4 separate regions of the Mus musculus genome follow, and all the other regions are linked to region 1. A link is a loop called in an ENCODE intact Hi-C map of the cell type or tissue named here. Cell type or tissue: heart. All regions are shown on one strand. Region 1 holds the start of Slc39a13 (solute carrier family 39 (metal ion transporter), member 13). Region 2 holds the start of Ptpmt1 (protein tyrosine phosphatase, mitochondrial 1). Region 3 holds the start of Nr1h3 (nuclear receptor subfamily 1, group H, member 3). Region 4 holds the start of Acp2 (acid phosphatase 2, lysosomal).

What was found. A loop is a pair of places that touch in the nucleus more often than their neighbours do. Peaks named below come from ENCODE experiments on the same cell type or tissue, not always from the same donor. Only the 100,000 strongest peaks of a DNase experiment are listed, where the experiment ranks them.
Region 2: a loop joins it to region 1, with 2.2 times the contacts of the local background. A loop is called at or near these places in 8 of 42 quality-filtered maps.
Region 3: it touches region 1 in a loop (2.1-fold over the local background); 8 of 42 quality-filtered maps call a loop at or near these places.
Region 4: it touches region 1 in a loop (2.3-fold over the local background); 8 of 42 quality-filtered maps call a loop at or near these places.

What each region holds. Positions count from the first base shown.
Region 1 is chr2:91,068,619-91,073,618 of GRCm38, forward strand. Slc39a13 (solute carrier family 39 (metal ion transporter), member 13) reads right to left here and starts at 1,697. Exons shown (of 10, transcript NM_026721.3): 1 at 1,537-1,697; 2 at 1-121. The coding sequence starts at 113. Gm39874 (predicted gene, 39874) reads left to right here and starts at 1,733. Exons shown (of 2, transcript NR_166131.1): 1 at 1,733-1,888; 2 at 2,448-3,005. In heart, a CTCF peak has its summit at 1,957 (motif pointing right); DNase peaks (open chromatin) are centred at 333, 1,213, 1,853 and 2,683; H3K4me3 peaks cover 2,831 bases; H3K27ac peaks cover 2,742 bases.
Region 2 is chr2:90,914,762-90,919,761 of GRCm38, forward strand. It overlaps Ptpmt1 (protein tyrosine phosphatase, mitochondrial 1), which reads right to left and starts at 3,289. Exons shown (of 5, transcript NM_025576.2): 1 at 2,951-3,289; 2 at 2,849-2,948; 3 at 2,668-2,748. The coding sequence starts at 3,225. In heart, CTCF peaks have their summits at 67 (motif pointing left) and 3,055; DNase peaks (open chromatin) are centred at 2,600 and 3,120; H3K4me3 peaks cover 2,886 bases; H3K27ac peaks cover 2,478 bases.
Region 3 is chr2:91,191,687-91,196,686 of GRCm38, forward strand. It overlaps Nr1h3 (nuclear receptor subfamily 1, group H, member 3), which reads right to left and starts at 3,430. Exons shown (of 10, transcript NM_001177730.1): 1 at 3,279-3,430; 2 at 1,931-2,010; 3 at 874-1,056; 4 at 103-369. The coding sequence starts at 1,973. In heart, a CTCF peak has its summit at 3,029; DNase peaks (open chromatin) are centred at 3,165 and 3,505; H3K4me3 peaks cover 1,274 bases; H3K27ac peaks cover 1,047 bases.
Region 4 is chr2:91,199,498-91,204,497 of GRCm38, forward strand. Acp2 (acid phosphatase 2, lysosomal) reads left to right here and starts at 3,415. Exons shown (of 11, transcript NM_007387.2): 1 at 3,415-3,551; 2 at 4,104-4,199; 3 at 4,743-4,829. The coding sequence starts at 3,438. It overlaps Gm23390 (a small nuclear RNA gene), which reads left to right and starts at 667; the gene lies at 667-770. It also overlaps a transcript of Nr1h3 not described here. In heart, a CTCF peak has its summit at 1,887 (motif pointing left); a DNase peak (open chromatin) is centred at 3,324; H3K4me3 peaks cover 2,183 bases; H3K27ac peaks cover 1,759 bases.

The sequences.
Region 1 (5,000 bases):
CGGAGGGCTGGCTGGGAACCTCCAGCCCTTTCCAGGAGCTCCAGGGCAAGGACAGTGAGGAAGAGGAGCCTTTGGCCTGCCATACCACAGCCAGGGCAGGGACATCCAGGCATGCCGGGCGCTAGAAAACACAAAGACTGCTCACGTGAGCTGCCTCCCTGGACCACACACCCCACTTAGGAAGCACAGCGTCTCTTCCCACCTCTCAACCGGCCATGGCATCCCCCTCCTGCTCACTCTGCAGCGGAAACAATCCCCAGGGTGGGTGCACGGAGCACCCTCTGCCCATCTACACGTCTCCCAAGAACCACACATATTTTCCTTCTGAGCTGGCTCCAGCCTATGTGTCAATGTGTCCGCCTGAGGCTAAACTTTCCTTAATGACTGGGTGAGGCACTGGCTGGGCTCCTTCAGCCACCGGAGGAGGGACCATCCCTGTTGGGTGCCTCTAGCTGCCAGGAGAGGCTTGGCTGCCAGAATGTGCCGGTAAAGACACCCCAGGGTCTAAAGCCAGCACTGTTTAGCTTGATGGCGTGGTACAAAGAAACACAGGTGGGGAAACTGAGTCATAGTCCAAACCTCTTCCTCCTAAATGATCTTATTCTTGGGCACCAAGAGACAAGAGGTGGGGCTGAAGAGAAGAGATGCCTCACAGTTGCCAGAGCCAGAGGCTGTGGTAACTAACTTATGGCTAATTAATTTGGTGCTCTAGATTGTTAACTGACTGTAGTCCCTTATGAGCCTGAGCCTCAGTGTCCTCATCAGGGAATGGATGAGGTAACAGAGCTCCCTAACAGCGATGAATATGAGGTGAACTTGACAATGCAGGTAGCTGCTGGCATCGAGGAGGGAATGCAAGTCCTCTGAATGCCAGGGGAGGTCTGAAGCACTCGCAGAAGGAATGTGCTCTGCAGACTGATGGCAGCCGGATGGGGATGTGAGTCAACCAAGCCAGAAGTTCAATCTGGAAAGTTTAAATGTGATCTGCCCCGTCTTCTACTGGCTGTGACCTTGAAACTGCCTCAGTTTCCTCATCTGCCAATGGATGTTAAGAGAGAAATCATCGGTCTCTGATTGGTGGGCTACAAGCCTATGTCTGGAATCTTCAGGCCATAATTAGTGACCCCTGCCCCAGCCCTCCCCGACCCCTCGCGGCCGCCACTGCCAACACCAGCACAAACAAACGAGCAAAGCTTCACTGGGACCAAGGCAGGCCCTCGCCAGGCCAAGACCTTAGCGGGTCATGCAGAGGCAAGGGGGGACCACAGGTTCAGCAGAGAAGTATGGGGTATGGAGAGAAAGGAGAAAGCAAGAGAAAGGAAAGTCAATAAAATGAGCTAGAATGTCTGGTGGAAGGAGAAGACAAGAAGCGGGGCAGCAGGGAGGGCTGAGGGGCAGAGCGTGGGACGTCAGAGGTAAAGAGCCAAAGAGCAGGCAAGTTCAACTCCTAAACTGAGGACGAGTCGCGACAGGTTTGGGAACTGACACGGTCCATCCCGCCCCGGACGCCGGCCTGAGGGTCCAGCGATCACTCACCGCGCAGTGGCAGAGGTGGCAGCGGCAGCAGATGCAGCGCTCCGGGCGGGCCCGGCCATCCAGCTGCAGTGTCGCGCCCCGCCCCGCTCTGCCTCGCCCGGCCCCACCACTAGGCCCCCAGCCCGGAGCCACCCCCGGCGTGCAGCCACGTCACACGGGACAGTCCGGAACCCGACGCGCGCGGCTCCGGGGGGCTAGACGGAGCGACGGCGGGGGAGGCGCTTCCGCCTCATACCATGGGGGACCCGCGCGGTCAGCGCACTTCCGCTCGGGGCGGATTCTGGGGCTGCGGGGAGAGTAGGACGGAAGTGGGTACCCTCGTGGGCATCGCGTTTAGCCAAGTTAAGCTAGGGTGAGGGCGGCACCCACGCGGGAACCGGGATCAACAGGGCGGCGGGGCTTCAGTGTGGCGTCCTTCTGAGGATGCAGTTCCAGCAGTGGCCACACGGGGGCGCGCACGGCTGCCAAACCGCTCCGTCCCGGGACGAGAGCAGGGCTATGGCTCTCTGAGTCAGCAGGCCTGGCTCCTCCATGAGCTAGGGAAAGGGGAAGTGCCTGCCGCAAGGAGGGGCCTGGCTCTGGGTACCTCAGAAGAGGGAATTTTATTCTTACTCATCGAATTATTTTTATGCTTTGGTTTTTCACTTGGAACCTCAGGCCACCGTCTCCAGGACTGTAACCCTTTGAAGTCCAGTACACGTTTCTAGAGCCTGTGCCCTGGAATTTCAAGCCAGGATACAACAAAGGACTTGGTGTTCTCTTACCCTGACAAAGCTGTACCTGAACTCTTAGACCGAAGGAGCAGTTAGTGGCAATAACAATGGCTACAGTTCTCTGATCTAGGGTAGCCCTTTACTGACCATTTACTCAGTAATCAGTGTTAACTTTACCAAATCGTTTTTATCTTTCAGGTGGGTACTGACTGTTGACCTAGGGTCAGACATATGTCACACATATGGCAGAGGCGGAATTCAACTTGGATGTACCTCTCCCTAGGGCGTGCGATGGCCACCTCATGTCTAAGCTGGAGCTAAGGTGTGGATGTGGCCTAACACCCCCCACTCCTTTGCGATCCGATACATGTTTGCATCCTTCTCTGGGAATCAGCCAGTAACTGACATGGAAGACATTCAGCAGAGGCCGAATGAGTGCTCCCCTGGGCTGGCTGTGACAGAGTGAGGGGCTCATTAGTCCTCACCTACCATTGCGGCTCTCTATGGTCCCTTGTTCCTTCTGGGCGCTCCGAGAGCAGACCGAACTCACACATCACAGTTGATGCCCTACCTCACAGTGTGTGTTTGTGTGTGTGGTTGTTGTTGTTGTTGTCGTTTTACTTTGAGATTGGTTCTATGTAGCCCTAACCCCCTGCCTGTTCTGGAACTTTCTATGTAGATGTGGCTGACTTTGAACCTACAGAGATCTGCCTACTTCTACCTCCTCAGTGCTAGAATTAAATACGTGTGCCACCACTCTTGGTTTATTTATTTATATATTTTTGACATAAGGTCTCATGTAGACTACCCCTAAACTTATTATATAGCAGAGAATGACCTGGAACCTGTGGACTGCCTGGATAGATGTGCCCTCCTACATCCAGTTTATGCAGTGCTGACAGCCTGGGCATTGTGTGTGCCAGGCAAGTACTCTATCAACTACAACCCCAGCCTTTTATACCCCTCCCTCCACCCTCCAACCCTGAGTCAAAGTTTCTCTGTATAGCCCTGGCTGTCCTGCAACTCCATTTAGAGACCAGACTGGCTTTGAACTCACAGAGATCTGCCTGCTTCTGCTTCCCGAGTGCTGGGATTAAAGGCCTGTACCATCACACCTGCCTAATATAACACGCATGCTTCCTAGACTTCCAGCGCCTTCCAAATACTCCTGTCTGGCTCGCCTCGCCAACCCTGTAAGTCTCCCAGGATGGGCTTCTAAGCCCTTCTGCAAGCTCTGAGACAGAATGCCTAGTCAGATTCTTTGCCACAGGGAGAAGATGTTTAGGGCTGCCACACTAGAACTTTAAAGATATCTTCCTCCCTGTATGCAAACCATGCCATCTTATGCAAAGTACCTCACAATATGCAAATGATTTCACAATAACACTGTCAGCATTCCTGCCATTCTAGAGGTCAAAGGGCTCCTGGCCAGCACGGACACTAGCAAGACCCAGCTACAAATCCTTCTTAGTATAAACCTTCTTCTCACCTGGCCTGGAAGTGACACCAACAAAATCTAAGGAATTAAAGGAGCAAGGGGGAGGGGTTGGGGACAGAGACTGGAGCAGAGATAGGAGGGTGAAAAGATCCATTGTTTGAAACAAACTTTAGAAAAGGTGATCTTGTGGGGAAGGACAGATGGATGGTTCAGCAGCTAAGAGCACTGGCTGCTTTTCCAGAGGACGTGAGTTTAGTTTTCTGTACTCAAATGATGGCTCACAGCCACCTGTATATGGTTCCAGGAAATCTGATGCCCTCTTTTGATCTCCATGGGCTTCTCATGTGTGTGCTGCACAAACATATACTTGGGTGCTCTCTCCTCTCTCCTCTCCTCTCCTCTCCTCTCCTCTCCTCTCCCTTCTCCCTCTCCCTCTCCCTCTCCCTCTCCCTCTCTCTCCCTCTGTGTGTGTGTGTGTGTGTGTGCGTGTGTTTGCAAGTATGCACACACAAATAAATGAATAAGATTAGGCATGGTAGGTCCACATGCCTTTAATTCCAGCACTCAAGAGGCAGACACGTGTAGGTCTCTGTGTTTGAGGTCAGCCTGGTCTACATACTGGGTTCCTCTCTCTGGCAGTAGTGTTCATGTATATGCAGTTAGAGTGTTAGGTCTCTGTGTCTGTGTGTAGTGAGGAATGAATAAAATGACAGAAGAGTGCCAGGTTGGTGCCACACACCTTTAGTCCCAGCACTCGGGAGTCAGGTGCAGGCAGCTAGCCCTCTGTGAGTTCCAGGCCAGCCTGGTCTACATGATGGTTCCAGAGCAGTCAGGGCTACATAATGAGACCTTGATTCAAAAAAATAAAAATAAAAAAATAAATAAAATAAAAATAAAAGCTGGGCGTGGTGGCGCACGTCTTTAATCCCAGCACTCAGAAGGCAGAGGCAGGCGGATTTCTGAGTTTGAGGCCAGCCTGGTCTACAAAGTGAGTTCCAGGGCAGCCAGGGCTATACAGAGAAACCCTGTCTCGAAAAAACCAATTAAATAAATAAATAAATAAATAAATAAATAAATAGGACCTTATGCCCAGCCAGCACCTGGGAGGCAGATGCAAGAGGATCTCTGTGAGATCTAGCCTAATCTGCCTGTTAAGTTCCAGGACAGCCAGAGCTAAAAAATAGAGAGACCCTATCTCAAAACTAAAACCAAACCAAAACAACCCAACCCACACACAGAAAAAGAAAAAATAAAATAAATAATGAGTATGAATGATTACTCATATTAGGATGATTTAAATTTCCTCAGGAAAT
Region 2 (5,000 bases), 150 kb before region 1:
GCCAGAGGTCCTGAGTTCAAATCCCAGCAACCACGTGGTGGCTCACAACTATCCATAATGAGATCTGATGCCCTCTTCTGGTGCATCTGAAGACAGCTACAGTGTACTTAGATATAATAATAAATAAATCTTTTTAAAAAAATTCAGCTGCAAAAGTTACGGGGCTGAAGGATGTAGGTCAGTGGTGTAGTGCCTGCCAAGTTAGCTCCTGAGATTTCCCCCACTTAAAATAACGTTAGGAAGCATGTTTTTGCCTTAGTTAGGGCCTATGCAGTGATCCAGCTGTAGGCAAGGATCACTAGTAAAATATATATTCTACCATTAGTGCATAAATATTTTTTCCACTTTTTGAGAGGTACATAGTAAAAAAAAGGGGGTTATTTTTAAGTTAAAACAACATACTTTAGACAAGAGTGGGGGCTCATGCCTAAAGTTCCAAGGCTAGGATGCTGTGAGTAGAGTTCAAGAATAGTCTACCCTATAGAATAAGACTTCCTTCACTCCTTAAAAAAAAAAACAAAGTAAAATGAAAAGCCTACCTGGTTTTGTGTAACATTATTTAAGAAACTAGAGAAATGAAATAAAGCCTTTTGTTATATTAGACAACAGTGTTTTTGCTTTAAGACTTCAAATACACTCTAGCTGCTTTTACTAGCTTCTTTGTTGTTGTTGGTTTTTAAATAAGGTTTCATGTAAGCAAGGATGACCTCAATTCTCACTGTGTAGCCAAGGATGCCTGTGAGCTGATGTTCCTGCCCCTACTTCCCAGGTGCTGAAGGTACAGGTGTGGGCCTCCATGTTCCTTGCTATTTTAGCAAGTCCCTGCAACTTAATGACTGCAAGAAGGCTGGTTTAATCCCACCAATCAAATCAGCAGAACCTGAAGGCATATTTTTGCTTGTATATCAACTGAACCAGAACCACTTTCAGAGTTGTTAAATATGCAGCTAAATCCTGTAAATATGCAGAATATATCAGGGTTGAGGGGGTGGAAGTGAGGGTGGCTGGAGGCAGGAACTTGCTACTTTAGCAAGGCTGCCAGAAGGTCCTTAGGCATCCTGGAGATTTGGAGATTTCTTTGCTCTAGGCTAGTGCCATCTTACAAAGGCAGCAACTCACATGTCAAGCGTTGTCTGTGGCTTTGGTGGCCTCTCCGTTTATACAGTTGATCACATTAGTGAGTATTAACTCTGACAGCTAATGACCCCCTTGAGACCTGTGACAATATTTTGGGAAATTCCGGGGACAGTCATGTTCTTTTGTTCTTTTTCTATAAAGGGCCCTATATACCCCAGGCTAGCCTCGAACTCGTGTGTGGCTCAGGATGAGCTTGGATGCCTGATCCTCTTGCTTCTGGGGTGTTGGGATGTCGGCCCTGTGCCACTACCATGCCTTGTTTGCCTTCTGCACTGAGCTTTGTGTATCCCAGGCAAGCAGTTTATCAACTGAAATCCATCCCCAGCCCACTCTGCAGATTCTCAATGATAACTATTAACATAGCATATATAATAAGGGGTGCTCTTCTTTTATAATTTTCTTTGGAGCAGGGGTTTCAAGACAGAATTTCATTATGTAGCTCTGGCTAACCTTGAATTTACTTTGTAGATCAGGCTGGCCTCAAACTCACAGAGATCTGCCTTCCTCTGTCTCCAGAGAGCTGGATTAAAAGTGTGCACCACTATGCCTGGCAGGAAGAGGGTACCCTTTTCTTATCTGTGATTTTGTTTTTAGACACAGGCTCATGTAGCCCAGGCTGGCCTCCACCTCACCACACACTGTGGCTGGTCTCAAGTTCTTGATCTTCCCACCTTCACTCACAAAGTGCTAACATAACAGGTATGAGCCACACTCTTAAAGAAATGCTTTTCTTACAGTTGGCCTTCGTCTCCAAAGCTACAATAACTAATTCAAACCTGATGCTAAAATATGTGTTGAAATGAATGAAATCAGCAAGGCACATTGTATTAGTCAGGGTTCTCTCGCTCCACTCCCTGAGCCAAGCATATTCAAACCACCACACACAAGTCACAATTTTAGTTACTGAGGTTAGTGACCAAAATCACAAATACAAAATGGGTGTATTAGCACATGCCTGTAATCTCAGTACTTGGAAAGTGGAGGCAGGAGAATCGGATCAGGACTTAAGACCCCTGTCTCAAAATAAACAAACAAAGGAAAAGTAGCATATACATGTACAATTCTGTGCATGAAGAACTGTACCCCCCGTCCCCATTTTGAAGCAGGACTTCCTTGTCCTGTGTCCTGACTGACCCAGAGCTCACTACATACAATACACCAAGCTGGCCTGGAACAACTTCTTGCCTTAAGGGGGCTGAAATTCCAGGAGTGAGCCACCCACAGCGGGTTAGCTCGCTCTTTTTAGACAATGGCCAGGACACATTGAACTCCTGGGCTCAAAAGATCCTGCCTCTGCCACCTGAGTCTCCAGACTCGCAAGACTTCTTTCTGGCTTATCAGCTTCAGCGTCTTTCCACCTGCAGCCATTTGAGCTTGACCCACATACACAGAACTTGAGAAGGCAACTAGGTCTCCAACACTGGTCTCGGAGACAAGGTCACCCACGGCGTCCTTCCTCTTCCCCTAGCTTCTCCAGCTTTCCCAGGCCCGAGTGCTGGGCCAGCCAGGCCAGAGGGCCCGGGTCCTCACCTTCGAGGTGTTGCACAGGAATCGGGTCTCGTACTCCTCGTTCATAGTGATCACCCCGCGCACGTTCTCGTCCAGTACCAGCTGCCGAGGCAAAGAGGAGGCTCAGCGAGGGCCGCGGGGCGCCCGCAGAGGCCCTGGGCCCGCTCCCGGCCCGGCCCGGCCCGGCCCGGCGGTCTCTCACCCGGCGCGTCATGTTCTTCAGCGGCAGCGCGCCCAGCAGAACCGTGTGGTCGATGCGGTGGTACCAGTCGCGGTGCGCCGGGCCGCGCACCCTCCCCCGGACACTGTGTAGAGCAGCGTCGGGTAGAAGAGCACCCGGGCCAGGCCGGCCTCCAGCCACGCGGAGGCCGCCATCCCGCCCCACCCCGCCAGGCGCAGTGGCGAGGCGCCCCACCCCGCCAGGCGCAGCGGCCAGCCACCGGCCCCGGGGCTCGCGACCAGCCACCGCGAGAAGGACGCGGAGGACGAGAGCTGAGGGCCACCTGATGCCTCCCGACTCTTCGAAGCTGAGTCCCCGGAGTCCCGGCCCTGCCCGAGGGATCCCGGAACAGGAGCCATGGCTCCAAAGGAGAGGCGCCGCGAGGCGCGGCGAGGGGTCGGGTGGAGGGAGTGGAATGGCAAGATCGGGTGAAACTGTGACCCTGCCTAAGGAGCAGGGCCGGCTCTCCAACCCCTGACCTTAGGGAGGGGCCGTGACCCCGGAGTGCACCCATCACTAAGGAGGAGGCTCAGCAGAGAGGCTCCTCTAAACAGGGAAGGCCCTGGAGAAGCCGAGTCTGCCTGTAAAAAAAGCGGTGGTTGTCAGCTGCTCTTGGGGGAGCAGGGAACCTGAACTTGAACCTAGGTGGTGGTCTACTGCCCTGTGTCTGTCTGTCTGTGTCTGTCTCTCTGTCTCTCTGTCTTTCCCCGCCCCCCCCCCTCTCCTTTTTTAAAACCAGGTCACACTATGAAGCCCTAAATGTCTTCTACTGGCTATGTAGCTAGCTCCAGGACACACAAAGGAACCCTGTCTCAAAAAAAAAAAAAAAAAAAAAAAAGTGTGTGTGTTGGGTGCTTTGCCTGCCTGTATGACATCACCTGGGTGCAAAGTCCAAGGAGTCCAAAGAGGATGTTGGAACCCATGGGACTGGAGCGTGACTCGGAGAGAAAGCTGGAGAATGCTGGAAATCAAACCAGGGTTCCCTGGAAGAGTAGCCAGTGCTCTTAACTGCTTAAATATTTCTCCAGCCACAAGAAAATACTCTTAACCTGTATCTGCTGCTTTTCCCCTCCTTTTTGGTTTTGATTTGGGGTGATTTGTTTGTTCGTTTTTCAAGATAGGGTTTCTTTGTGTAGCCCTGGCTGTCTTGGAACTCTCTTGTAGACCAGGCAGCCCTTGAACTCAGAGATTCACCTGTCCCTGCCTCCTGAGTTCTGGGATTAAAGACATGTGCTACCACTGTCTGTCATCTTTTTCCTCCTTTTAAAAAAGAGATATATTTTATTCTTATCAAAGAAATACTCGTAATAATACCCAAGAAGGAAAGAGTAGGTTGAGAGGAGTTTGGAGGGTGGGGATGAATTTTATCAAAGTGCATTAATACATGTATGAGATCCTCAAAGAATTAACAAGTATTAAATTTAAAATGGAACGTGTAGAGCTGGAGAGATGGCTCAGAGGGTAAGAGCACCAACTGTTCTTCCATAGGTCCTGAGTTCAATTCCTAACAACCACATGGTAGCTCACATCCATCTGTAATGGGATCTGATGCCCTCTTCTAGTGTGTCTGACAGCTACAGTGTACTCACATACATAAAATAAATAAATCTTAAAAAAAAAAAAAGGTAAGGAAAAATAGCCCATTTACTTTAAATCGATAAGTGAAGCAGACATGCCATTTTCAGTGTGGGGATTGGAAAGTATAGTAAGAATTGAGTCTGCCATCATGGTGACACACCCCTTAATCCCAGCACTCAGGAGGCAGAGGCAGGTTGATCTCTGAGTTAAAAACCAGTCTGGTCTATATAGAGAGTTCCAGGCCAGATGTCTGTCTCAAAAAAATAAATGATCCAATAGTATTATTATATCTTTTTTGAGAGAGAGAGAGAGAGTGGCACAGGGGGGCCAAAAGAGGGTATTGGATCCCCTAGAATATCAGTTGCTGATATTGTAGCCTTCCATGTGGGTGCTGGGAACTAAACCCCACTTTTCTCCAAGAGCAGCAAGTGCTCTTAAGTGCTAAGCCATCTCTCTAGTAAATTGGACTGAAACACATGACACTTGTTCTATGTCAGCCCTCCTGGAGCTGGGACCACCGGAGCTGGGACCACCGGAGCTGGGACCACCGGAGCTG
Region 3 (5,000 bases), 120 kb after region 1:
ACTCAGGAGATCTCTGCAAGTGTAAGCATCTGTCTGTCTTCACAGCAGGGCACCAGTATTTTTCCCAGTCAACTCTTCCCAGTTCCTGCCCTGGACACTTACACTCCTCCCTCATGCCTGCCTGGCGGCATTTGCGAAGTCGACACTCCTGGCATTTCCGCCGCATGTAGGTGTCCATGGGGCAGTGGCCACCGCTGTGGCAGACATAGCGTGCTCCCTTGATGACACTGCGGCGGAAGAATCCCTTGCAGCCCTCGCAGCTCAGCACGTTGTAATGGAAGCCAGAGGCTTTGTCCCCACAGACACTGCACAGCTCGTTCCCCAGCATTTTGGGGGCTGGGCCCTTTTTCCGCTTTTGTGGACGAAGCTCTGGATAGAGACACAAGATTTAATGTTCTCCCTCCACTGATCGCTCCTAGCTAGGCATTCTCCATTTCCTTCCCTCCACTGAATGCTATTCTCTCCCCCTCCCCTCCTCTCTGATTCATAATATGTAGCCTTTGAACTCCTGGACTCAAGTGATCTTGTCTCAGCCTCCAGGGTAACTGGAATTACCAAGACGTGCCACAGTGCCTGGCTAATCTGTTATAACAATTTCTGTCCTTTACGGAGGACTATTATGTCCTAAGTTCTACATGAGCTCTTTATAAGCATCGATCCTTAAGATGATCATAGGATTAATTTCAATTCACAAGAAGGGAGGTTGAGGCTAAGAAACGCCTAAGATATGGACACAATTCATACCAAAGTCATCCGTGTCTAGCTGACCCAGAGCATTCAGATTTAATTGTGACGTTAGAAAGCAAAGAGCCCCAGAGTTTCTCTCCCCTATCTAGGGAGACTTTACCTTCTCCAAATCCAGGTGACTCTTACCTGTCGGCTCTGGGAGGGTCTCTGCCCTGGGGAGCAGGGCTGTAGGCTCTGCTGACTCCAACCCTATCCCTAAAGCAACCCCAGTTGACTGGGGCATCCTGGCTTCCTCCCTGAGGATGCAAGTGTTGCCTCCCTGGTCTCCTGCATCTTGAGGTTCTGTCTTCCACAACTCCGTTGCAGAATCTGAGCCCAAGAGAAGCACGGGAGAATGGGTGTGGGTTCAGGTCCTATCTAGACTCCATCCCCAAGTGTCTTGGCTGGGAAACTACAAACTCAACTCTACCCTTAGAAGGCAAGCAAGCTAGCCAGGTGTGGTGGTGCACACCTTTAATCCGAGCACTTGAGAGACAGAAGCAGGTGGATCTCTACATTTGAGGCCAGCCTGGTCTACAGAGTAAGTTCTAGGACAGCCACTCTACACAGAAAAACCCTGTCTCAAAGCAAACAAAGAACAAACAGAAAAAGAAGGTAGCTAAGCCACAGCTCATGATTTCAGATTCCAGTACTCCGTAGGATTGAAGACTGGTGTTGGTTGCAGCCCTTTGCATATCAAGACACCCTACACAAGCGCGCGCGCACACACACACACACACACACACACACACACACACACACACACACAATAAGGTTTCTCTGGGTAGTTCAGGCTGACCTTGAACTCACAGAGATCCAACTGCCTCTGCTTCCTAAGTGCTGGGATTAAAGGCGTGTACCACCACTGCCCAACTAGTACATCAAGATCTTAAATGATCTTAAAGGTGCTAGCCTTTGCCCCCTGGGGGGATGATGGAGGGCATCCACTTCATAGAGCGGACAGAACTCTCAAAGCCAGAGCTGTCTAAGCATGAGACGTGTCAGCTTTCCCAGAAAAGCAAGCCCAGACTGAGGACTTCACTGACCAAGCACTAGAACCAGGGGAAAGGGTTTGAGCAACACTTAGATCTGGCAGTGCTTCTAAGGGGTGCTGGATGCAGTGAGGGGAGGGGGCTGATTCCTGAGGTAGGAGAGGAGCCAGAGACCTGGGCTCCGGGGAGAAGGTTTGAATAAAACAGCTTACCAGGAGAAACATCAGGCATTGAGGCCTCCAGCCACAAGGACATCTCTTCCTGGAGCCCTGGACATTACCAAGACACTGTCCTGCAGGAACAAGCCAGGTTACACATTTCCAGAACTAGGCCTGGGCTCCCTTCTGTGCCCTGTGCCTTTTTTCTGTCCTCACAGCATCGACTGACATTTACTTCTCATAGATTAGCCTATGAAGCCTTCTTTACTATATCCCTATGAAGTCCGGATTTCTTTGTTTGATTGGTTGGTTTGTTTTTCGAGACAGGGTTTCTCTATGTAGTACTGGCTGTCCTTGAATTCTCTCTGTGTAAACCAGGCTAGCCTCAAACTCAAATCCACTTACCTCTGCCTCCCGAATGCCAGGATTAAAGGCATGCAGCACCAACCTGGCTGAATTCAGGAGTCTCTCTCTCTCTCTCTCTCCCATTCATTTATATATATAAATTTTTTCCCAGTTCTAAAGATTGAACCCAGGACACTTCAGGCAGGCTAGGCAAATGGTTGGCCATTGAACTCTACAACCTCCACCCTGTCAGGCCTATTCTTAAATTCATTTTAAAGATAAGCAAATTAAGGTTCAAAGAGATTAAGGAAACTGCCTATAGACAGACAGGTGGAGGTGGTCCAGCCAAGAGTAGAATCCTGACTTGTTTGCGTTCTCAGCTTTGTTCTATCCTTTTCTGCGCCTGTCTCCAGGCTGAGTGGAGGGTCCTTCCATCTGGTCTGACATTAGGGCAAGCCAAAGTTGGCAGAACCACAAGACTGGATCGAAGCTCACTCTATGGGTCTGTTTATTATAATCTTTTCCCTGCCGTTACTGAAGTCCTAGTATTAAGTTCTTGTCTCAAGAATCTCACCAGTAGCGGGCCTCCTCTCCCAGAACCCCTCCAGTTCTTCTGAGACTTAGTAAAACTCTATCCCCGCCCAGATGTCCCGTTAGATATTCCTCACTTCTAGAACATCCTCCCATCACATCCCTCCCCACCCAGATGCAAGGATAGAGCCCCCCAGCCACTGAGCAGACTCGCCGAATCCCCAGGCCACCAGACTTCCCGGCTGCGTAGTCTCTGGAGCCCCCTTGCTGGGAGAAGAGGGTGTTGCAGTACCTGGCCTTCGAGGCCGCAGCGGGCAGCCAGTGACAAGAGCTGAGCGCACAGGGGCCAGCAGGGAGAAGCAGTAATGTAGGAAAAGGCCAAGGGGAGGGACTGCCAAGGGGTCCTTCCTACTGGCGACCCAAGACTCTTAGCTTCATTAGGCCCCCGCCCACGAGGTAGCTTCCCCACCAGACTAACTCCTCCCCGGCCGGCCACCCTCTTAGCCGGCGCCACCCTGTCCCCTACCCTCTACCAAAACTGTCGCGTTTCCCCGCAGACCGGTCTAGTTCCATCTCTCTCCTTCCTCTCCTCACCCTGGAGGCTCTTTGCTCTGACAGAAGGACTGCTTCTCAGTCACCCCCACCCTAATCCCAGCAGCCTCCAGAGTCAGCGTTCCCTCCCCCCTCCTCCCAAAGACACCTCGCGGAGCAAAGGTCCCGGCACGGCCCGGAATTGCGACACCAAGCCCCAGCCTGTGTTCCCAGCCTCCCTCCTCCCCTGCCTCTGGGAAGGCGCCAAGCTCTCCCCACTAGCCCCAGGACTGAGCCAAGCCAGTAGAACTCCAAGGGTGAAGACAGGCAGGTGCTGGGCCTTCCAGTGAGTTTGTGTGTGGATGCCCTGAGGGGGACAGAGAAAGGAAGAGGCCAATAAAAAGAGGCCTGGGGGAGGAGTGAGAGAAGCAGACATTAGCAACCCAGGGGCCAGTCCAGAATAGACACCCCCCCCCCCATAGATAAGAAGGCAACCTCATCTACGGAACAGCCCCATCTGAGATGGTGTCAAGATCTACTGACTCTAAAGCCATAGCTTTCCTGCCTTGCTTCCTGGGACAAGAGATTTAGCCCTGAAGGAATACATCATGCCTTTCTGATTTAATCTCCCAAGGGGATCAGCAGCTGGTTTAGAGAGGAGACTATGTTTCTTTTTGTTGAATAAGTAAACAAACAAACAAACAAACAAATGGCTCTCTCTTCTGTTCCACACTTGTTAGCTTGCATTCATTCCAATTCACCACAATCATTTCTCTTTAGGGTTCTGGGTTCAAACCTCCGTGTTACAGTTACAACGCAGGGAGGGCTATAACCTAGGCTAGGAAAGCACTTCTGTGCTGAACTTTGCCCCATCCAACTAGGCCATCTTGACTGAGCAAGTTAATGTCTCTGAACCTCTCTTTTTCTTTAATGTCTCTGAACCTCTCTTTTTCTTTAATGTCTCTGAACCTCTCTTTTTCTTTAATGTCTCTGAACCTCTCTTTTTCTTTAATGTCTCTGAACCTCTCTTTTTCTTTAAGATGGGGACGATGACGACGATGATGATAGTTTTGCCACATATGATCAATGTGAGAATAAAGATCAACACAGTGTGTCACAGTAATGTCCAAGGATGGGCGGGGATTATCTGTCCACTCCCAGTTCCTTTAGTGGTTTGTCTTCCCATAACCTTGAACCTTGAAGCTTTGTCAACTTTCTGAATCTTTGTTGCCATATACAAATCTCTCATTATCTCCTGGTTCCTGAGGGAGCGCCAAGAGTAAACGGCTCTAAAATCTTTCGCCTTTTACTAAAGAGTAAACGGCTCTGTTTTACAGCGCACACTGCTGTTTGTAAGCTTGCCCAAGACCACACATTGGCCAAACTGAGATCAGAATTCAGATGTCTTTTCTCCGGGCTCTTTTCTTCCTGTGTCTGAGTCCAGAACATTCTCCAGTCTGAAGGAGAAGTACTGAGATGGAAGAAGCCAAGATCGGTGGTCAGCAGGGCTGGTGGTCAGCAGGGTTGGTGGGCTGCAGATGCTTCAATTCAGATGTGAGAAGCAGGCGTTGAGGTTACTGCTGGCCATTCATCCCATGCCCCATTCCCAGTTTCCTGCTCACAGGCTCTTCCTGTTTTGCTGTGAACTCCAATTCCCATGGGTCCACATTAAAGCACAGGACAAGGGCCAAACAAGCAGCCAGAGGGACCAGAAGAG
Region 4 (5,000 bases), 130 kb after region 1:
CCACCACACCTGGCGTGCTGGGATATTTAATAAAAGTCTTAAAGTTGGGCTGGTGAGATGGCTCAGTGGGTAAGAGCACCCGACTGCTCTTCCGAAGGTCCGAAGTTCAAATCCCAGCAACCACATGGTGGCTCACAACCACCCGTAATGAGATCTGACTCCCTCTTCTGGAGTGTCTGAAGACAGCTACAGCGTACTTATATATAATAAAAATAAATACATCTTTAAAAAAAAAAAAAAAGTCTTAAAGTTGCCAGGCAGTAGTAGCAAGTGCCTTTAATCCCAGCACTGGGGAAGCAGAGGCTGGCAGATCTCTGTGAGTTTAAGGCCAGCCTGGTCTACAGAGCTGGTTCTAGGACAGCCTGGGTTACACAAAGAAATCCTGTCTTGAAAAACAGAACAAAAGTGAAACAACTCCACAAGCATATGTGGGAGGAGCACGCCTATACTACCAGCATGTAAGAAAAGTGGCAGGAGAGCTTTAGAGCCCACAAAGTGAGACCTTGTCTGAAAACAAACAAACAAACAAAAAACTTCCACTAAATGCACTTGTCAGTTAATCATGTTCCATTCGATGGCACTTATGTGAATGATTTCCTTTGATAAAATCTCCAGATACCTTGGGGCTGCCATATGTACAGGCTACAAGAAACTTTCCATTACACTGCTGTCTTTGGCAGCGCATAAACTAAAAATGGAGCAATACAGAGAGATTTTCATAGTCCCTGCCTGAAGATGACATGGACATTTGTGAGGCATTCTTTATTTATTTATTTATTTATTTATTTATTTATTTTTATTTTATTTGGAGACAGGGTTTCTCTCTGTTGCTCTGGCTGTCCTAGAACTCTCTATGCCAGGCTAGCCCCAACCTCAGAGATCCACCTGCCTCTGCCTCCTAAGTACTGGAATTGAAGGCATGCACCAGCACATTTTATATTTTAAAAAGGGTTGGGATGTGGGGCTGGTGAGATGGCTCAGCAGGTAAGGGCATGTGCTATCTATCATGCTGGACCACCTGAGTTTAAACTTTGGGACCCACATTGTGGAAGGAGAGCATGGACCACTGAGAGTTGCTGTCTGACCTCTATACATGCCACGCACAAATAAATAGATATTTAAAAAAAATAAACAACAGATTATATATTAACCCAAAATCAGAAAATTTCAATTTCAAACTAGGTGTGGTAATATATACTTTGTACATTTCAGAAGTGAGGCAGTAATAAGTTCAAAGCTAGCCTTGGCTACACAGCAAAACCCTAATCCTGTCTGAAAGAAGAGAGGGAGGTTGAGAAGAAAACTGCTGAGTTGGGCAGAACGCACTTGTAATTCCAGAGCTCAGCACGTGGTAATAAGAGGATCAGAAGTGGGAGGCCAGCCTGGGCTATATAAGACCCTGTTTCAAAAGACAAACAACAACAAAAATAAGCAAATGAATTTCAATCCACTCTCTAAACTGTATACGCTTAGGCAAACTACTTTTCTCTGGGTTGGTTTCCTAACCTTATAAGTTGATGGAGGATCTTTGTGAATCACTTGACATTATATGCAAAACTATATTCTGTGTTCATGTGTAGACACATTTTTTTTGGAGAGAGGGCTAATTTTTCATGTGATTTATAGGAAACCTGTGATTTAAACAGTTAAGAAATAGCCAGGCAAGGTGGTGCATGCCTTTAATCCCAACACCCAGCCTGGTCCACAGAGTTCCAAGACAGCCAGAGCTACACAGAGCAACCCTGTCTCAAAAATCAAAATAATAAGAGAGAAAAGAGAAAAGAAAATTAAGAACTGAGGCTGAGGGGCTGGTGAAATGGCTCAGTGGGTAAGAGCACTGACTGCTCTTCCGAAGGTCTTGAGTTCAAATCCCAGCAATCACATGGTGGCTCACAACCACCCATAATGAGATCTGACGCCCTCTTCTGGTGTGTCTGAAGACAGCTACAGTGTACTTATAATAATAAGTAAATCTAAAAGAAAGAAAAAAAAAAAAAGAACTGAGGCTGCAGGCTAAGCAGCTAGAAGTATTGGCAACTCCTTCAGAGGAGGGCTCAGGTTCTATTCCCAGCACCCACACAGCTGCTTAAAGTCTACAGGGGATCCTATGCTGCCTTTTTGCCTCCAAGGACACTGTATATACATGGTTCACAGATATACATGCAAGCAAAACACCCATACATAGAAAATATTTTGTTTCATCATTGTTTTTTCCAGACAGTATTTCTCCATGTATCGCTGGCTGTCCTGGAACTTGCTCTATAGACCAGGCTGGCCTACATACAACTCAGACATCTACCCCCCTCTCCAAGTGCTGGAAGTAAAGGCATGCACCACATAGATTTGTTTGTTTTTAAGTTTAAAACTATTTAGTTTTGAAGCCTTCTTATTCTCCCCAAGTCTTTCTCAAGGTGACATCGAAAGTAAAGTTTAGGCAGTAAGGTACATAATTTTATTTGGAGTCCTGGGACAGTATCAATTCTGATCAGATTTGCATTAAAGCATATCAAGGGCCCAAGATCTCATCTGCAACTGTGTGTCACTCTAAGGTTTGGAATCACAACATCCAGACACCCAACTGGCTGCCTGCCTCCAAATCCTAAAGGCTAATGTCTGGAGGAACTCTGATTCTGTGGCAATTCCAGTTATATGCCTGCATCAAAACTGATGTAGTTTTCTGAGATTCCTCCCATAAGAATTCAATGTAGTGGGTTTGGGAAATCGGAACATCCTATGCAATCCAACTCCTCCTCAAACATGACGTTTGAGTCTAATTTAATTTAGAAATCGGTAAGCACAAGAAAAGAGCTGAAAAAAACTGGGGAGTACGAAGGTTTGTTCAGGACATGAATGGCAGACTAGACTGGATCTACCTCAAGGACACAGGGAGTCCAAAGGGCTGGTTACATGCAGTACCCTACATCTCAAACAAGCCCGCTTATCGGAACAGTGTCTAAGCCAAGGCTTACACTAAACTACACACCCAAGAGCAGAAAGTTAGGCTCTGTACTTCCCCACACCTTGCCCCAGTTTTGCACCAGCCGAGGCTCTGGGATCATTTTCAGAAGCATTCCTCAAAGCAGGCACTCGCTCTCCAGGCCCAGACCCCAACCAGGGCAAGCACCAGCTTTGTAGAAGAAGGGGTAAGCCTGACCTAGCGCCTCTACAAAAGCGAGGTGTTTAAGCCTTTTCTGCCCGGAAGGTCGCGCAACAGTCCCACCCTCGTTCATCACCGCCAATCGCAAACCTTCTCCATTTGCATTCCCTCCCAAATTCCGCCTTCTCCCACCAGACTTTCTCATTCCCGGTCTCCCGCAACCCAAAGAAAGATGGCGAAGGCTGCACTTCCGGCAAGTGTCCTTACGAATGCATCCGGGCGGCTGCAGCAGGTACCGCCCAAGGCGTTCCGGCCTCTTGCTACACAGCCTACAACAGTGATGGCCGGCAGACAGACTGGTTGGAGCCAGGCGGCTCTTCTCCAGTTCCTTCTTGGCATGTGCCTAACGGTGATGCCACCCATACAGGCCCGGAGTCTACGCTTTGTTACCTTGGTAATGGGTGACGGAGTCACCAACGGGTTCGCCAAAGCTGAAAGGGCAAAGGCCGGCTGGTAGAGGGAGGGGCAGAGCTTGTGTTCTGGGGCCGGGGTCTCACTTCTCAAGGAGGAGAAAGAACCGGTTTAGGAAACCGCTGGCCCATAGTGGGTTGTGCGGCTGGATTAAGAATTGATTTGGAGCCCTAGGCTATTTTTTTTTTTTTTTTTTTTAGGGCAGGACGACCGAGTAGGAGATATTCTTCCCTAGGATGGGAATTTAGTTAAAAGGTTGAAAGTCACCCATAAAGACGACTTTGATCTTTGTTTTCCCAGTCCCATTGCCCACTTCCTCCCCCAGAAGGCGTTGCTTTCACTACTCTTCTACCTGTGCTTTGGGGCTTTACCTATTATCTCAGGTTACATTGCATCGCCCGAACTGGGGTCTTTTTTCATCGCTCAGTAGAGAAAGATGGAGTGAAATTTCCTTTCCTGGCATGTGCAGAGGTGGGTCCTGTCCTTAACTAGAAGACCCTTCTGATTCTATAGACACACCATTTTCTTTGCTCAGCTGTATCGACATGGAGATCGGTCACCAGTGAAGACATATCCCAAGGACCCCTATCAGGAAGAGAAATGGCCCCAGGGATTTGGTCAGCTAACCAAGGTGGGTCAAAAGCCAACCTGCAAGGTCTCGGGATATGCTACGGAATGAATCACATCTGGAGCACAGAAACTGGGGCTCCTTAAACTACTAGCTTCCCACATGGGTTCTGATGGACCAGATGTCTATTTTGTTGTTTTGTTTTTGTGGTTTTGGAAATTAAACCCAGAACCTTGTCTATGCTAAGCACAGTGAGCTACATCTCTGGCTATGACCAGATTTCTTAACAACTCTGTGCAGGGGACAGTATCATTACAACTGGCCACTTCTGGAATCAAATTCACCTCTTGCCAAGGGAAGAATGCCTAAATGCCATACATAGGACTTGTGGCTAATCCCCTCTCTTTGGACTTTTTTTTTTTTTTTCCCCAGGGGTTGGGGATTTGGGGGAGGTTTAAGACAGGGTTTCCTTGTGTAACAGAGCCCTGGCTGTTCTGGACTCACTTTGTAGACCAGGCTGGCCTTGAACTCAGAGAGTGACTGCTGGGATTAAAGGCCACCATGCCCAGCTCCTCTTTGGACTTTAACTCTCAGGTTTGCCCACAGGAAGGGATGCTACAGCACTGGGAGCTGGGCCAGGCCCTGCGGCAACGCTACCATGGCTTTCTGAACACCTCTTACCACAGGCAAGAGGTAAGGTTGGGAGTTTGATTGGCAAAAGGACTGGGATCTTTGGATTATATTCTGACTGCAGAGAATCTAAGGATGAGCCTGGGCAGTCAAGGTTCCCTCTTGAACTTTTGGTCCCTGGACAAGACATCTAAGAGCTGTCTAGAATACGGCTCTGGAGTCTGAAGTGTCTCT